Linked DNA regions of Homo sapiens: all the other regions are linked to region 2. Evidence: chromatin loops called from intact Hi-C (ENCODE). Cell type or tissue: mammary epithelial cell. All regions are shown on one strand. Links, peaks and the distances in the headings refer to the core of each region. The heading gives the core; the rest is flanking DNA.

What was found. Hi-C counts contacts between places; a loop is a spot of excess contacts. Peaks named below come from ENCODE experiments on the same cell type or tissue, not always from the same donor. Only the 100,000 strongest peaks of a DNase experiment are listed, where the experiment ranks them.
Region 1: a loop joins it to region 2, with 4 times the contacts of the local background. A loop is called at or near these places in 7 of 110 quality-filtered maps.
Region 3: a loop joins it to region 2, with 7 times the contacts of the local background. A loop is called at or near these places in 3 of 110 quality-filtered maps.

What each region holds. Positions count from the first base shown.
Region 1 is chr18:76,457,775-76,462,847 of GRCh38, reverse strand. The region is part of intron 2 of ZNF516 (zinc finger protein 516); the gene reads left to right. Among named protein-coding and RNA genes, the nearest start is that of ZNF516-AS1, 31 kb to the left of the region's middle. RefSeq lists enhancers at 2,148-2,745, 2,746-3,343, 4,756-5,073. In mammary epithelial cell, for the core only: a CTCF peak has its summit at 2,731; a DNase peak (open chromatin) is centred at 2,797; H3K4me3 peaks cover 168 bases; H3K27ac peaks cover 1,458 bases.
Region 2 is chr18:76,396,071-76,401,143 of GRCh38, reverse strand. All of the region lies in intron 3 of ZNF516 (zinc finger protein 516), which reads left to right. Among named protein-coding and RNA genes, the nearest start is that of ZNF516-AS1, 93 kb to the left of the region's middle. In mammary epithelial cell, for the core only: a CTCF peak has its summit at 2,049 (motif pointing left); a DNase peak (open chromatin) is centred at 2,063.
Region 3 is chr18:76,570,075-76,575,147 of GRCh38, reverse strand. No RefSeq gene overlaps it. Among named protein-coding and RNA genes, the nearest start is that of LINC00908, 44 kb to the right of the region's middle. In mammary epithelial cell, for the core only: a CTCF peak has its summit at 2,440 (motif pointing right); no DNase peak of the experiment used is centred there; H3K27ac peaks cover 369 bases.

The DNA of each region.
Region 1 (5,073 bases), core at 1,336-3,835, 61 kb before region 2:
AACTGGGAAGCCGCCTCTGTGGGCTACTTTGATGAGGACATAGGGATCACAGTGTGAATGAGGTTTTCTGCTGAAAAACAGCCAGTGTAAGCTGATCGTAGAACTTGGTGCTCCTGGGGTGGGGGGTCCATTCCTTTTTATGATCTGGAAAACTATTGGCTCGAGGATATTAGCTTGCATATGAGTAAGACCCACTTTCTTTTCTTGCCCAAGTTTGCACAGCTTATTACAGTTGGGCGATGTTTTTGGGCAGACAGCTCTCTTCTCTTCTGGGAGGTGCCGGAGCAGAGCTGCCTAACGCAGTGATGGAATTGTGTGGTGCAGGCTTCATCTGCGTCCGCACGGGGGCAGGTTTCGGTTGTTACCAGGCAGGTCTTTAATGAGGTGGACCGCTAATCTCTCTGCTGAGACCTGCCCTGACGGCGATGTTTCTAAACTAAAGGGGCGTTGGAGGAGTGCCTGTGTTGGACTGTAGGTCCCTTGTGGGAACAGGAAGATGTGGTGTGAACTGTCTTGTGTTGTTCTTCAGTAATCGATTGGGTCATCATTTGATTAAAGTAGTGAAGTGGTTTTCTTGGGATTCCTACAAAGCCGTCTCTGAGTTTTGCAAATCTGGAGCTGCTGGTGCAAGTCCTGCCCGCTCCCCACTGTGATGGGGTGGCCTCTGGCGTGGAAGTGTGTCCCGTGGGCATGGTCACCAGCGCTCATCGGCGGAGGCTGGAAACACGCTTCTGTGGCAGAAACACTTTGAAAAAAAGGTAGATGCTGGAAGAATATACAAAATGTCATATTAATTTAAAAGGTAACCGGATGTGGGAAGGGTGGGAGCCAGGGCCCGCACGCTTGATATCCGGGCTTGGGCAAGATCATCCCCACAGAGTCACAGGAGGAGGGCGGAGCGGTTTCCCCACATACCACACGCCTGCAGGGCTGGACGCCGCACCCTTCCCATCCAGGTGAGGCTGCCCAGGGTTTCTCGCCTGCTAGCTGGTCCGGCCCATGGCGGGCACTCGGGGGATACCTGTTGACCATCTGATGAGACCTGGGCCCCTCGCCTGTTGGCGACAAGCCTCAAGCTGGTTCCCGTGCGGTCCCTGCATATTTTCGGTACTGCTGAATCTTGGATGGAGACCTGAAGAGGAAGGGATCTTGAATTTGTCAAGCGCCCACTGTGTGCCAGGCGCCCATTTTAAGCACCCGATGTATGTTTTCTGATTTTACGTTTGGATGGCAAGATTGCAAAACGTTTGTGTCCTATAAATGAATTTCTGACAATTGCAGAAGTTATAGGTGACAAATGACTCCTTCCACCCCCAAATTTCCTCTAAAGGCCACATTAAATAGGGTGATCCAGGGCTTCTCAAGTGGTGTAGCCCAACAGGTTGGTCCCAGGTGTGTGGAGACGCTGGTCCCCTGGGCCCTCTTGGTCAGGGAGGCAGCAGAGGGTGGGGAAGTGGCATGTGCCACAGGGCTCGGAGGAAGCCAACATGTTTTTCACAGTGCCTGTTGCGGCCATGGTGATCGGTGTTCTGTTAGACGAGACACTGGCCTCACCATTACATGGTCAGTGTGCAGTGATGACGGAGTGTCCAGGAGGAGCTTGGTTTAGGCAGATAAGTCAGCCCCGTTCAGTATGTTGTTATTTTTATTTATTTATTTATTTTTTGAGATGGAGTCAGGCTCTGTCGCCCAGGTTGGAGTGCAGTGGCATGATCTCAGCTCACTGCAACCTCCGGCTCCCGGGTTCAAGCGATTGTCCTGCCTCAGCCTCCCAAGTAGCTGGGATTACAGGCATGCGCCACCACGCCCGGCTAATTTTTTTTTGTAGTTTTAGTAGAGATGAGGTTTCACCGTGTTGGCCAGGCTGGTCTCCCTGACCTCAATTGATCCACTTGCCTCGGGTTCCTAAAGTCCTGGGATTACAGGCGTGAGCCACCGTGGCGGGCAGTATGTTGTTTAAAAAGGCCCTTCTATTACTTCTGGAAAAACAAAGGGTTAAGTAATTACCCGCCATGAACAAGCGAGGCGATCATGTGGCATGGCTTCTCCGGTTTGGGAGTTTTGATTCTTATTTTCACTGTAGCTTTTTGCAAGTGATCTCTCTCTCGGGGTGTGCTCTGACATGACTTGCACAATTCCAGAACCTCTCTAGCCCTGAACAGAAGCAGAGTAGAGCTGTCTACTTGTCTTTCATGAGCAACTGGGCTCGTTGAAAAAGGGAGGAAAACAGGATCGATCAGCCACCTTCCTCCCAGTTTTTTTACTGGTCAGTGGCCGACTTGCCAGCTGCTCAGGATGGTGTGGCCTCTTGCTTTGTGTTGATTTGGGGTCTTAGAGGTTCATAGGTGATGGCCACAGTGGTCGCTTTTGTAGCCCCGGATGTTACTTTGTATTTAGATTGTACCCCTTTTATTGGAAGGTCAAGGAATGTTCTGACAACTCCAGAATGCTCATTCCAGGCACCAGAGAGCGGGGGCCTGGAAGGTGGTAACAGGGAGGCAGGAAGACAGGGAATGGGCTCACAGCCTTGTCGAGGGATGTGGCTCACAGCTTTGACCCTCAGCGTCCTCGTCTGTGAAATGAGGGTGGCATCGCAGAGACGGAGGAGGGCCCTGGACGGTGAGTGCAGGCAGAGGTGCCTCCTGTGCTCTGTGCCAGGATGAGGATTTATGATTGCTAACAGCACTAGGAGTCATCGGAGTTCCGCATGTTTCAACCTTCGGGTGAGTGTCGCCCCTTGCTGTGTTTGGTAGGCACATTCCAACAGAACGAGTCCTGGTCCAGAAATGCAGTGCGGTGTTTTCTGGGCATTCTTCCCATTTGTTAGTGGAAGCATTCCTTGGCGTATGTTGATAGTGGTTAAAAGACTGCATTCTAGTGCAGTGGACATGATTCATTATTTGGGACTGGTGAGACAGACCTGCCCGATGCCAAGGAGGCTGCCTACGTAAAGACCCCACCCGGCGTTTCCTTATCATCAGTATGTTCCTTCTTGTGCCTGCCGGATCGCCTGTTCTTAGCCTGCCTGCCACCGTCTAACCTCGTCTCCGGGGGCCTGCAGTTGGCCCTGAATCCTCCCGCGTTGTGATGGGATACCCACTGTGCTCCAGGAGCAGTGCCTGGTGTAGCGTGAGGCTTCCGGTTCTACCTCCTGCCCTGCCACTTCCTGAAGCCCCGCATCAGGTCCAGGGGAGGCTGGGCCACTCTGACTCGGGCTGTGGAGCTGCTGGACATTTAAAGGCTTGGTGTTGAGAAGTGTTGCTGTTGGCATCATGGCAGACAGTGCTGGAATACATTCCGAGGGAGGCGACGCGGTGCCCGATGGGGTGCACACGGCCGCCACGTCCTGAATGGCACAAATCCTGGGCTGAGCTCAGGGCCAGCTTGGCACGCGAGGCCTCCCTGGCCGGCAGTGGAGGGCCAGAGTTTTCTCCCACGAAGGAAGCTAGGACGGCTGTCCTCAGAGAGCTTGGGTGCCTGTGGGAGGGCTCAATGATGTTGAGTGGATGGTGGCCACGGGTCAGGGCTGTCACCGGCCCAGGATTTCCCGAGCTGGCACTGGGTCCAGTGTGCCTCCAGCAGTGACCGTGCATGGAGGAGAAGCCGAAGCTCGGGGCAGGGAGAGAGCGCCCTATGCACAGGAGAGGGGCAGCAGGTGGGCCCGGCGCCCCGTTACTGCTGCAGCGTCTGGCTCTGTGCGAAGCTGGTAATCCAGGCACATGGGCACGAGTGTTGCTGGTAGATTGTTGGAAGTGGACATGCGTGTTTGCCTCCAGGTAGGGTATTTGAATGAGTGCTTTTATGTAGGTTAAGAGATCACACACATGTGCTCTCTCAGACACACACACACACCCTCGGGCACACTAGCACATGCTCACACATGACACTCAGTCTCTCTCATGTTCACCCAGCTGCTTCCACACTCACTGTCACACACTCTAACCTTTACACACAGGCACGCACACACACGACGGTGAGGCCTGGCATTGCCTACAGGCATGCACACACACAACGGTGAGGCACGCACACGCACGACGGTGAGGCACGCACACGCACGACGGTGAGGCACGCACACGAGGCACACACACGCACGACGGTGAGGCCTGGCATTGCCTACAGGCATGCACACGCACGACGGTGAGGCACGCACACACGACGGTGAGGCACGCACACACGACGGTGAGGCACGCACACGCACGACGGTGAGGCATGCACACGCACGACGGTGAGGCCTGGCGTTGCCCACAGTGCATGCCCCGTCCTGAGGGTCCCGAGCACTACTCCTGTGCCCTTGGTCCTCTCAGGGACGGGATTCCCTTCGTACCTGTCTAGAAAATGCCCCCCGAAACATCTGTGTTGGGAGGGAGAGCGAGCCTTGTGCAGGATGCTTGCTTGGGAGAGAAGCGCAAGAGTATTTGAAAATAGGAACCTTTTAACTCCACCCCACTGACGTTTTCTTTTTCATAATTTTCCTTGCAAAGCACCTTTTTGTGAGGACTTGGGCCCGTCAGGAATTGGAGCTCCATGCACTGCGGGTCCACAGTGCTGTCTGTAGGGTTTTGGAAACTGCAACTTTAAGTGAAAGGACGTAAAATGAAACTCATGTTTCCTTTCCACATCAGCTTTAAAACAAAAAGACTTTATCAAGGATTTCTGTTTGTCATTTCGCATCAAGTTACAGTTTCCAAGAAGCTATAGATGATGTTAACTGAGGACCTACCGTGGCACTTATTAGCTAAGTAAATGATGGCATTGAAGTGTCAGGAGAAAAATGGCCCTCTGCGTATTTAAAACCATGGTGCGCCTGATGTGTGAGGCAAACGTATCCAGCCGAGGTGGATATCATTGCAAATAAGTAGCTGCAAAGTACATTGGGCCTTGAAGGTGAGAAGAAGCTTATCTCTGCAGAAGTAAAAGAGTATTTTCCATTTGTGTCCTAGTGAGCTGTCTTTCAGAGAGTGGCATGGAAAGGAATTTTCCTGCTAGATTCCAAGACTGGATCGACATGTTCTTACAAAGGGAACCTCCTTGGGTTTAAAAAAATGTTGATTATTTCTGGCACCCTTCTGTCCC
Region 2 (5,073 bases), core at 1,077-3,576:
AGTAGGATATAAATAACTCCCATGAGCTTAGCGTTCCAATAATGGAACACTAGGCATAAATGGGTTAAGATGTACAGGAAAGGAAAATACAGTTATTTCCTCTTTTTAAAAATAGGAGAGAAGAGGAAAACGAAGGAATGAAGTCTGAAGGAGAAATGTATATATATATATATTGTGTTTACATCATTTTAATGGACACTATAATTACAACCCTTTTGTTACAACTTACAGTGTGATTAAGGAAGCCTGCCTGAGATATTTCAGGAACAATATAGTGTTGTGATTTGGGGAGAGTTGCTGAAATTTTTAAGTAAAATGTCAGATCTTTTCCTTAGGTATCCATGGTGGACTGGAACTTCTGAGACTCAATATTTATATTACATAATAGTTTGAACTCTGCATGTGGGAGCTGTAGAAAACCTACATGTTTCACATTTGTTTATATATGTGTAACCATAACATGCTTTAGTTTTGCCTGGCTTTCTGTGTGGACAAGCTTCCTAACCAGACAGGCCGTGCCTACGTAGTTTGATTCCATTTGGTCACCCCTCTCTGCTTATAGCTTTATAATCCACACTCAACCAAGTACGGGGTCAGTACCAGCCAGGTTGTGAATTCATCAGAACGATAAGAGTAAGAATGTCTAATGGGGAAAGCTGGGATGTTTATTTGTTTATTTAGTGTCCTAAAATAATGAAGTTTTAACTTTCTGGGCGTTTAGGTAGCAAATCCTACCAAGTGCTCAGAAATAGCTGTTTCTCAAATTATTCAGTCCGTCTTACCAGAAGACACACATCACAGTACCCAAAGAATGACAATAATTGTAACATAAACCTCTGTGAAAGGACTTAGAAAATTGTGTCGTGAACACCGTGAGCCTCGCCTGCTCCTGTGTTCATCTCTGGCCTAGGCTCAGACCTGGGGGTTGTCTTTTTCCCTCTCTGGCTTCTGCCCCAAGTCGGCCTCTTGGGAAATTGTCCCTCCATCTGTCTCCCCTTCCAGTTGCTCACTCTGAATTTCCAGCCCTTTCACACCCTCCTGCCTGAGTTTGCTAAAGTGGGGGCGTGTGCAGGAAGGGCCACTTTCAGAAGGGCTGCTGCCCTTGGGCAGGGCTGATTGCTCTGCGGTGATGGTCTGCTCATCCCACGGTGGGAGAGGCACATCCTTACCCTTGAAACCACCCCACTGGGAGACCAAACTAGGCCAAAGAGCCAGGTATCTTAGCAGTTTCCATTTCATCCACATGTCACTCACAATCTTAAGTGATTATTGCTGGTTCCAAGCAGAAACATGGTGAGGGCTGGTGGCTGGGTCTCCTCCTGCAGGTGGTGACCACCTGGGACCGGTATTGAATGGACGATGTCACCCAGAGCTATGTTCAAGGGATGAGAGTGTTTCCCGACTTATACAGTATCAGGGGGGCCCTGGGGCTAGAAGTCAGACCTGTGGACCTCGAGTCTAGAGGTGACAGAAGACAACTTAGGTGCTGTTTTCCTGAACCTCCTCTCTAGCGCTTAGAACGCACCCAGGCTTTCGCTGAGATGAGCTGCCTTGAAGCCAGCATGGAGAGCATTTTCAAGTCAGTTACTAAATGACTAACATACTTTAAGTCAATTGCTAACTCATTACATTTGAGTAAGTTTTTGCAAGGTTGGACATTTTTGAAGTTGGATATGCTGACTATATATATAATCCCCCACATGTAATGTTCATGGACATAGTTTGCTTAATTCCGTCTATGCCAAAATGCAAATATATTATTAATTTAAAGCCCTCTGCATTTTTAGCCTCTGAAAATATTGTTGAAGGTGCAAACTGAAATGTAAGATGCAGATCAAAAGGATGCATTGCTATACTGACAGTGCTGTGCTTCATAAGACATGTGCATTTTGCATTTGTCCTGATGATCTTTTAAGGCAAGCTCTTGGTGTAAGTCTTTTGCAGATAAATGCCTGTTGTTGAAAAGTGGATGGCTCTTCCATGTACGGGGACCACACGCGTAGCACCAGCACCAGGAGGGAGTCGGGCTATAGCTTGGGCGCAGGTGCCATCTAGTGGTAGCTTCCATGCATTGCGCGGGCTGCCAGGATGCCTCGGGGAAATCCGCCTTCCTCTGTCACGGAGGACAGAGACCGCTTGTGTTATGAAATGGCCTTTGTTCCGTAAGTCAGACACATGCCTGATTTTAAATCTGAAGACTCTACTAATAAGTGATCCTGATTTTTTTTTTTAAAGACTCATTACAGTTTCTTTGTAAAAGACACGGAATTTGGATTCTGTGTTTTTGGACATTTATGCATCGCAATAGAAAAAGTTGTAGAAAGCCATGCAGGTGCTAGCTAGTTTGTGTGTATATTAGTTGGCTTTAAGTCGGAGAAGTGTACAGTGTTATTTCTCTTCCTGAGACTTACTCCCTCCTATGCCTCTTAAAACACTTTGTGTAGGAGAAAACACACAAGTGGTTTAATTGTATTCTTTGTGACTCCTGTTGGAAGATTCCAGGCCCCCATTCCTTCAGAAAGGCCCCCATTCCTTCATAACTAGTGTTATGGGCCTGGCTTTCCTGCTCTCCTCCTTACTCTAAGCTTCCTTATTTTCATTCTAACATCTACCAGCGGCGTCAGCACCTTCTTCCCGACAGTCCCCGCCACCATTCTTGATAAGACTTCATGTACGGCCTTTGTGCTAGCTGGCATCTGCTTCAGACAGCTGCGTCATACAAGGAAAGATTCGTGTTAGCTAATTATTTTTTGCCAACTTGGATAAATTTGTAAGTGGAAATCTTCATTGCTCTCTGATTAAAGTATGGTTTGCCATGTTTTAAAAAATAATAAAAGAATATATTGATTGTATTTTCTCCAGTGGATGTGTTTTGGTTGGCTGTTAGGATCTGGGGACGAAGGAAGGTGTGTAAGGTGTAGAGTAGCCGTGAAAGCCAACTTGAATTCGATTCACTTCAGCATTTGATTCACAACAGAAAAACCAAACCTGAGCGACGCTTCTTTATGGTTGAGTCAATAGGAAGCAGTTAGTAAATTCCAGGTTTCTGGAACCTGATTATGTTTTATGCCGGATAAACTGCTGTTTAACCGAAAGCTGTCATGGAAGCTAGAGGTATTTGATTAACCTTTAAGTTGTTGATTCTGTACTCACTGATTTAAAAAGTAACACGAATAATTTGTCTAGTCAGAAATTCTATATTTAATTTGGGACTGTTTTTGTTCGGACATCAAAATACAGCTTCCAAGGCTGGGGGCGCAGTGGCTCATGTCTGTAATCCTAGCACTTGGAGATGCCAGGGAGGATCACTTGAGCCCAGGAATTTCAGAACAGCCTGGCAACAGAGTGAGACCCATCTCTACAAAAAGTTTTTAAAAAAGTAGCCAAGCATGGTAGCACACGCCTGTAGAGCCAGCTACTCAGGAGGTTGAGGTGGGAGGAGGGCTTGAACCTGGGAGGTTGAGGCTGCAGTGAGCTGTGATTGCACCAGTGCACTCCAGCCCGGGTGACAGAGCAAGACCTTGTCTCAAAAATAAAATATCGTGTCCAGAGTACTAAGATATTTATGTAATTTTCTGTTAACACAGATAACATACTTTCGCAAGTTGTTTATGTTAGTAGATTATCACTTAAAATGAAAACGTGTACTCAGTCATCCAGAAAAAGTAGAATAAACATCTTGGGGTATAATTTATCAAAATTTTATAATACCATTCAGTTCCATGTTGCTCTAGTCCTGGCATTTTCTTGTCATTCAGATTTTTTTTTCTTTTTTTTTGTAGTTCACATTGTATGTGTCATGATAAGAATCATTCTTGAAGACATTTCTTTAGAAGAAACTTTTCTGGCCATAGGACTGAGCTGGACGATTGGCAGCAGCGTTTATTATTCTGTATGAAAGCCCAGGGCTGCCCTTTGATGAGAATGAGGGCAAGACCCACGCTGTCACTTTCCTACTCCATGGCCTTGGTGTTTGGGGCTTGGGTCTCCCCGACTCGGTGCCTCTGGAGGGGCTTGTGGCTTCCTGATGGGCTGCACCTGCTTCTGAACTGCGTAGCCTCTGAAAGCAATTATGTGTCCCCCGGCTTTTCTGTGCTCCTTGTGTCCCTCTGAAGCACTGAGTCTGTCTGGGTTATTTTTTTGTGTTTCAGGAGGAGAACTTCCAGATCACACCAGCCTGTGGCAGTGGTTTTCAGCATTTCTTTGGCTCCCCTTGCACAGGCAGCTTATGTCTTGTTTTTTCATGGAAAAGCCCCCGTGGATATTATAGCTACAACTTTTCCTCGTGCATTTTCTACATCATATCCAAAAACATCGTCTGACAGCGGTGCTCCGGCCTCTCACTCTCAGTGGAATGGCCTCTCTTCTCCACAGTTTGGAGAACCACTCTGCCTGCTGCCAAGATCCTTTCAGCTTGAATATCTTTCCAGGGGCTGTTTTTCCCCCCAGATGTCTATGTAGTTTTGTCTTAGTCTCTGGCATTTTGATTGTCTTAGAAATTCAAATTGTGATGAAATCTGGACGCCTGATTTCATCAAGTTTCCCCCTTTCAGGACAGGTTAAAAGTGATAGATGGATCTTCTTCTGAGCAACACTGTTGATGACTGTGATGTTCTTGCTGTCAAATCCAGTTTTTTGTTAACTAGTCATGTCTGTTATAAAAGTTACTACAGATTCACAAATATTAAAAGTAAATGCTGAAATCTTGAAATGATTTTGAATGCAGTGGCCCTGAGTTCTGAGACAGCGTCGGGCTCCTGGCACTGGGCATTTTCACCTTGGGAAGAGGGTGACCCTGCGCGCCATATATGGTTGAAATCCTCAGTGTCATTTGGATAGAGGCTGTTTGCTTTTATATCACAAATACCTATTTGTTCCCCATGCCCATACACTTGTATGGGGCTAGTTTCATAGATTTTTCTTTTTAAATAAGAGGGAACATCTAAGAAGAAGAAAGTGAAGGAGGGGTGTGACCATCTCCTAATCACAGCTACTGGGGATGGGAGAACCAGTGACCTGAATATCCTATTTGCTGTCAGCCCTGAGCACCATCTACCATTCGAGGCCATCACC
Region 3 (5,073 bases), core at 1,485-3,984, 170 kb before region 2:
GCCTCTTCATATGCACTTTAGAATCAGTTGGTCAATATTCACAAAATAACTTTCTGGGATTTTGGTTGGAATTGCATTGAATCTCTGGATCAAGTTGAGAAGAACTGATATCTTGACAATATTGAGTTTTCCTATCCATGAGCATGGAATATCTCTCCATTTATTTAATTCTTTGATACCTTTCATCAGAGATTTATAGTTTTTGTCATATAGATTTTGTACATATTTTGTTAGATTTACACTTAAGTATTTCATTTTTTGGTGCTAATATAAATAGTATTGTGTTTTTAATTTCAAATCTCATTGTTCATTGCTGATATATGGGACAGCAATTTACTTTCATATATTAACCTTGTATCCTGCAACCTTGCTATAATCACTTATTAGTTCCAGGAATTTTTTTGTTGATTCTTTCAGATTTTCTACATAGATGATCATGTCATCTGTGAGAAAGACAGTTTTATTTCTTCCCTCCCAATCTGTATGCCTTTTATTTCCTTTTCCTGTCTTAATGTATTAACTAAGACTTGTAACATTGAAAAGCAGTGGTGAGAGGGGATATCTTTGCCTTGTTCCTGATCTTAGCAGGAAAGCTTTGAGTTCCTCACCATTATGTGTGATATTAGCTGTTAGAGTATTTGTAAAGGAAGTTAAGGATGCTCCCCTTCATTCCTAGTTTGCTAGCAGTTATAATGAATGGGTGTTTGATTTTGTCAAATATTTTTCTGCAGCTATTGTTATGATCATGTGATTTCTCTTCTTTAGCCTGTCAATGTGATGGGTTACATGAATTGATTTTTGGAAGTCGATTCAGGCTTACATACCTGGGGTAAATCCCACCTGTTCATGGTATATAATTCTTTTTATATTTTTTACACATTTTTATACATTTGATTCTTTTTATGCAATTTACGATATTTTGTTGAGGATTTTTGCATTTATATGTTCATGAGAGATACTGTTTTGTAGTTTTCTTTTTTTGTAATGTCTTTGTCTGGTGGTACTCATTTTTTAAGACATAGCTGCCTCCTACAAAACAGCCCAACTAAAAAAGTATATTATTTCTATTTTCATTTTTTTAGAGAACACTCAGGAGACACAAGCTATCTTTAAAAGCAAAATAAAACCAAAAAGTACCCTTTAGCTTATTGTTCAGAACTAGTTGCTTAAAATACATTTTCACATTCGTAGTAAAATCAGTTGAAGCCAAGTGCACATGATAATGCCTCATTAACAGCAATGTCTTACATCTGAAGAGTATTTCATAATATCTCACTTCTCTCATTTTTTCACAAGTGTGCTGGTGGTATCATGATTCCATTTGCTGACCAGGAAACAGTGACTCAGCAATGACTGTCTTCCCTAAGGTAGAGTGAAGGCTGAACACAAATGTTCTAATTCCTGATCCAGTTCTTCCACCAGGAATCCAAATTTTCTTCTAGGGCCTTTCTTCTGCTTCCCTCAATCCCAGTTTGTTGGTCCTTATTCACCGAAGGCCTCCCTACAGAAGCCTGAGCACAATCCAGCCCAACAAAAGTCAGAGGCATTATTGCTTCAACCTGCTTTTATTTACTCCCTTCCACGCACCTGGCCAACTGGCCTGGGAATCAGGTCATATTCCCAGACATGTGACTCATAAACTGTTGTCGCTGGGATGCCTTTGCCAGGGCCACCAGGTTTCATGGTGCTTCAGCTATCCTGTCCAGGCCACTTCTGCACAGTGGCCTCAGGCATCTGGGTAGTGAGGAGCAACACACTCCCTGCACCTGCCTGTGGCAGATCTAAAATTAAGACCCAATATGATATGCTCCCTTGACATCTGGTAAAACTGGGAGGGCCTCGAATGACCTAGACACAAGTTCCCATCCCCACCCCACTCCTGTGAATAACGTCCGCTGACCAAACAGCCCTCCTTCCCGTGGGGACCAGGCACAGTTCCCGCTAGTCCTTGAGCAGGGGCCAGCCATGGAATTATTCAAACAAGTCAACACACCCCCATAGGAACTAGGGGCCACCCCCCAACCGTTGATACTACAAAGCCACCTCCCCCAGCCCTGCTGATTCACTCTGCTCTCGTACGCAACCCTGTGTGGCCCCGTGTGGCATGCGGCGTCCTCCTCCCTGGGCTGTGAAGAATAAACTGTTGTCCATTTCATCTGCTCAGTGTCAGTTGCTATTTGTTTGGACATTCCTGTAGCCCCAGGGAGGGAATCCCTGCCTCCCCAACAGAGAGAGTAGGAAGTGATGGAAACGCCTCTCCATGGTCACCCCATTTCTGGGATTCATCTTCCACCTTCATGGTTACAGCTCAGTTCTATAGCTTATCTTGTCAACTGCAGGCAAACACAGCCGGTGTTGGACCTGACCCTGCTCTGGTCCCCTTTAGCAGGGCCCTGTGTATGCCTAGCTCTGGAGCTCCACCTGCCCTGGAAACTCTAGCCTGCAGATGGTGTTCTTGCAGTTCACATAAAAATGACTCTAACCCTCAAGTCCTCAGAAGTCAGCCATCATGAAGTTCCCGGTGGCCACGCCCTGACTCCTGGGTCAGAGGCACTGATGGGACCAGCTTCTGGAGCTGTACCTGCTCACTCTCAGAAGCTTTTCTATCCCACCTGCATCTCAGCCTCCCTTTCAACCTTAACAGCAGATTTCTGCCCTTGTGTGCCATTTCTGTATTCTGCTACCCAAATAGGTCCCTAGTTAACCTTGGAAAATTAAATCTTTGAGTTTGTTTGTTTTTAAGAAAGGTAATTTCTATTTGTGTTTATTTATTTAAGATAGAGTCTTACTCTGTTGCCCAGGCTGGAGTGCAGTGGCACAATCTCGGCTCACTGTGATCTCTACCTTCAGGGTTCAAGTGATTCTCCTGCCTCAGCCTCCCGAATAGCTGGGATTACAGGCGCCCACCACCACGCCTGGCTAATTTTCTGTATTTTTCGTAGAGACAGGGTTTCACCATGTTGGCCAGGCTGGTCTCAAACTCCTGACCTCAGGTGATCTGCCCATCTTGGCCTCCCAAAGTGCTGGGATTACAGGCGTGAGCCACTGCACCTGACCATGAAAGGTAATTTTTAGATAATCCTGAATGTATTAGTACCCACAAACCTCAATGCTATAAAAAAATGTGTAGGTTCGCATGACTTCTGCTGAAATGCATGCCCCTGTATCCTTCCTATGTTTTACCACGGTATTTTTTATTGTGTGGCTGCAGGAATTTCACAATGCATTGAGGCTACTCTAACTCTTTGCCCCACACCTCCCATCCCCCTCTTTCTCACTGCATGCAAGTATCCAAGCTATTATCAGGGAAACAGGCTACCCAAGGTTAACACCCAGGTAAATGCAGGATGGTTTTCTTTCTTTTTTTTCTTTTTTTTTTTGAGACAGAGCCTGCCTCTGTCACCAGGCTGGAGCGCAGTGGTGCAATCTTGGCCCACTGCAACCTCCAACTCCTGGGTTCAAGTGATTCTCCTGCCTCAGCCTCCCGAGAGCTGGGACTACAGGCACGTGCCACCACGCCCAGCTAATTTTTGTATTTTTAGTAGACAGGGGGTTTCACCATGTTGGCCAGGATGGTCTCCATCTCCTGACCTCATGATCTACCCTCCTTGGCCTCCCAAAGTGCTGGGATTACAGGCGTGAGCCACTGCACCTGGCCCAACACAGGATGGTTTTTACCACACTTTGTTGCCATCTGAGGCCTGTGGTCTCCTTCATGCCTCTACTTTTGTGTATTATTTCTCACGATCTATCTCAATGCCCCAGGTGTTTATTTAGGAATCTTAGTGTTTTCAGAAACTGCAGTGCAGTTATTTTACATTTATGCATAATTTGCCATAAATGACAATTCTATGTTGTCATTTTCTCATTTCTTGATGGAACAACTGAAGCTGGGATTGAAATTCCAAGTCTTTAGAGATTGAGATCCCACCCTCTTCATCTGACCTTCCCAAGCCTAGATTTTCTTACCCTCTAGAGCTGACTCGCAGGCAGATGTCTTTCATCTTCAGCTGAAGAAATCTAGCCATAGCTCATTCTTGGGGATGTGATGGCTAATCCTGTCTAGATACCAACTTTTACCACAGGATACCAAAACTGAAACTTCCAAGGTGTGTCCCAATTTCTTATATGGATGTGACATCAGCTGAGGCCCTCAGAAGGGATTGAGTTTGACGTAAGACATGGCAGGAGAGGCTGGTGTTGATGTCCTCTGAAGATACGTGTTCCCAGGAAAAGGCTATGTAAGGGAAAATCCACTTTAAACAAGAATAAAACTTTCATAATAAATAATGAAAAAAAAAAGGTCAGTTGATGGTTTTACCTTGAAACCAAATAAAACCGAATTATATAAATTTATTTTAGTTTATACAAAATTTAAGTTATAATTATGCAATAATCCTTAGATTCAGCAAAGAAGGCTTCCAGTGTTACTGTTTTTCTGGTGTAATTTTTCCAACAAAACTCTAAGCCAGCAGGATGAGACACCCCCCCAGCTTACAGCGCTCCCCCACGAAAGGCCATGTCTGCAACACTCTTGCATCGCTGTATCATCTTTCTCAAAGGCGTCTTTAACCGGAGCTGTGCGGATGCAGATCTCTTAATGCTGTTGTGCCACTTTCCATGGTGATTACTTGCTCTTTAATTGCTAATTATAGTTAACCGTGTGCCAGTGACCGTGGGAAAGTCCTGAGCAATTCTCCAACGTCACTTTCATTGACTTCATGAAATCCCAAATTGCCTGTAAGCTTTGCTGTTGTATTTGAAATGGACATATGCAAAGCTGTGGCCTCACCGAGGCTGCATCATCTCCACTGAACAGCCTGCAGGGCGGGTACAAAGGCTCGTCCCTTTGCCTTTGTTTGGGGCCACTCTGAAGGCCCCCCCACCAACCCCAGGTCCAGAACTCCCACGGAATGGGCAGAGGCCTTGGCTGCAGCTGCTGGCCGGTTAGACTCCTCCCTTGGCTCCCTCTTCACTCAGTGCAGGCTTCGTCCTGAGAGTGAGGCCTGTAACTCCCCAGCACACACACTGGTCTCAGCGTCCGTTCTAGGGGGCAAACTGAAAAGCTTCGAT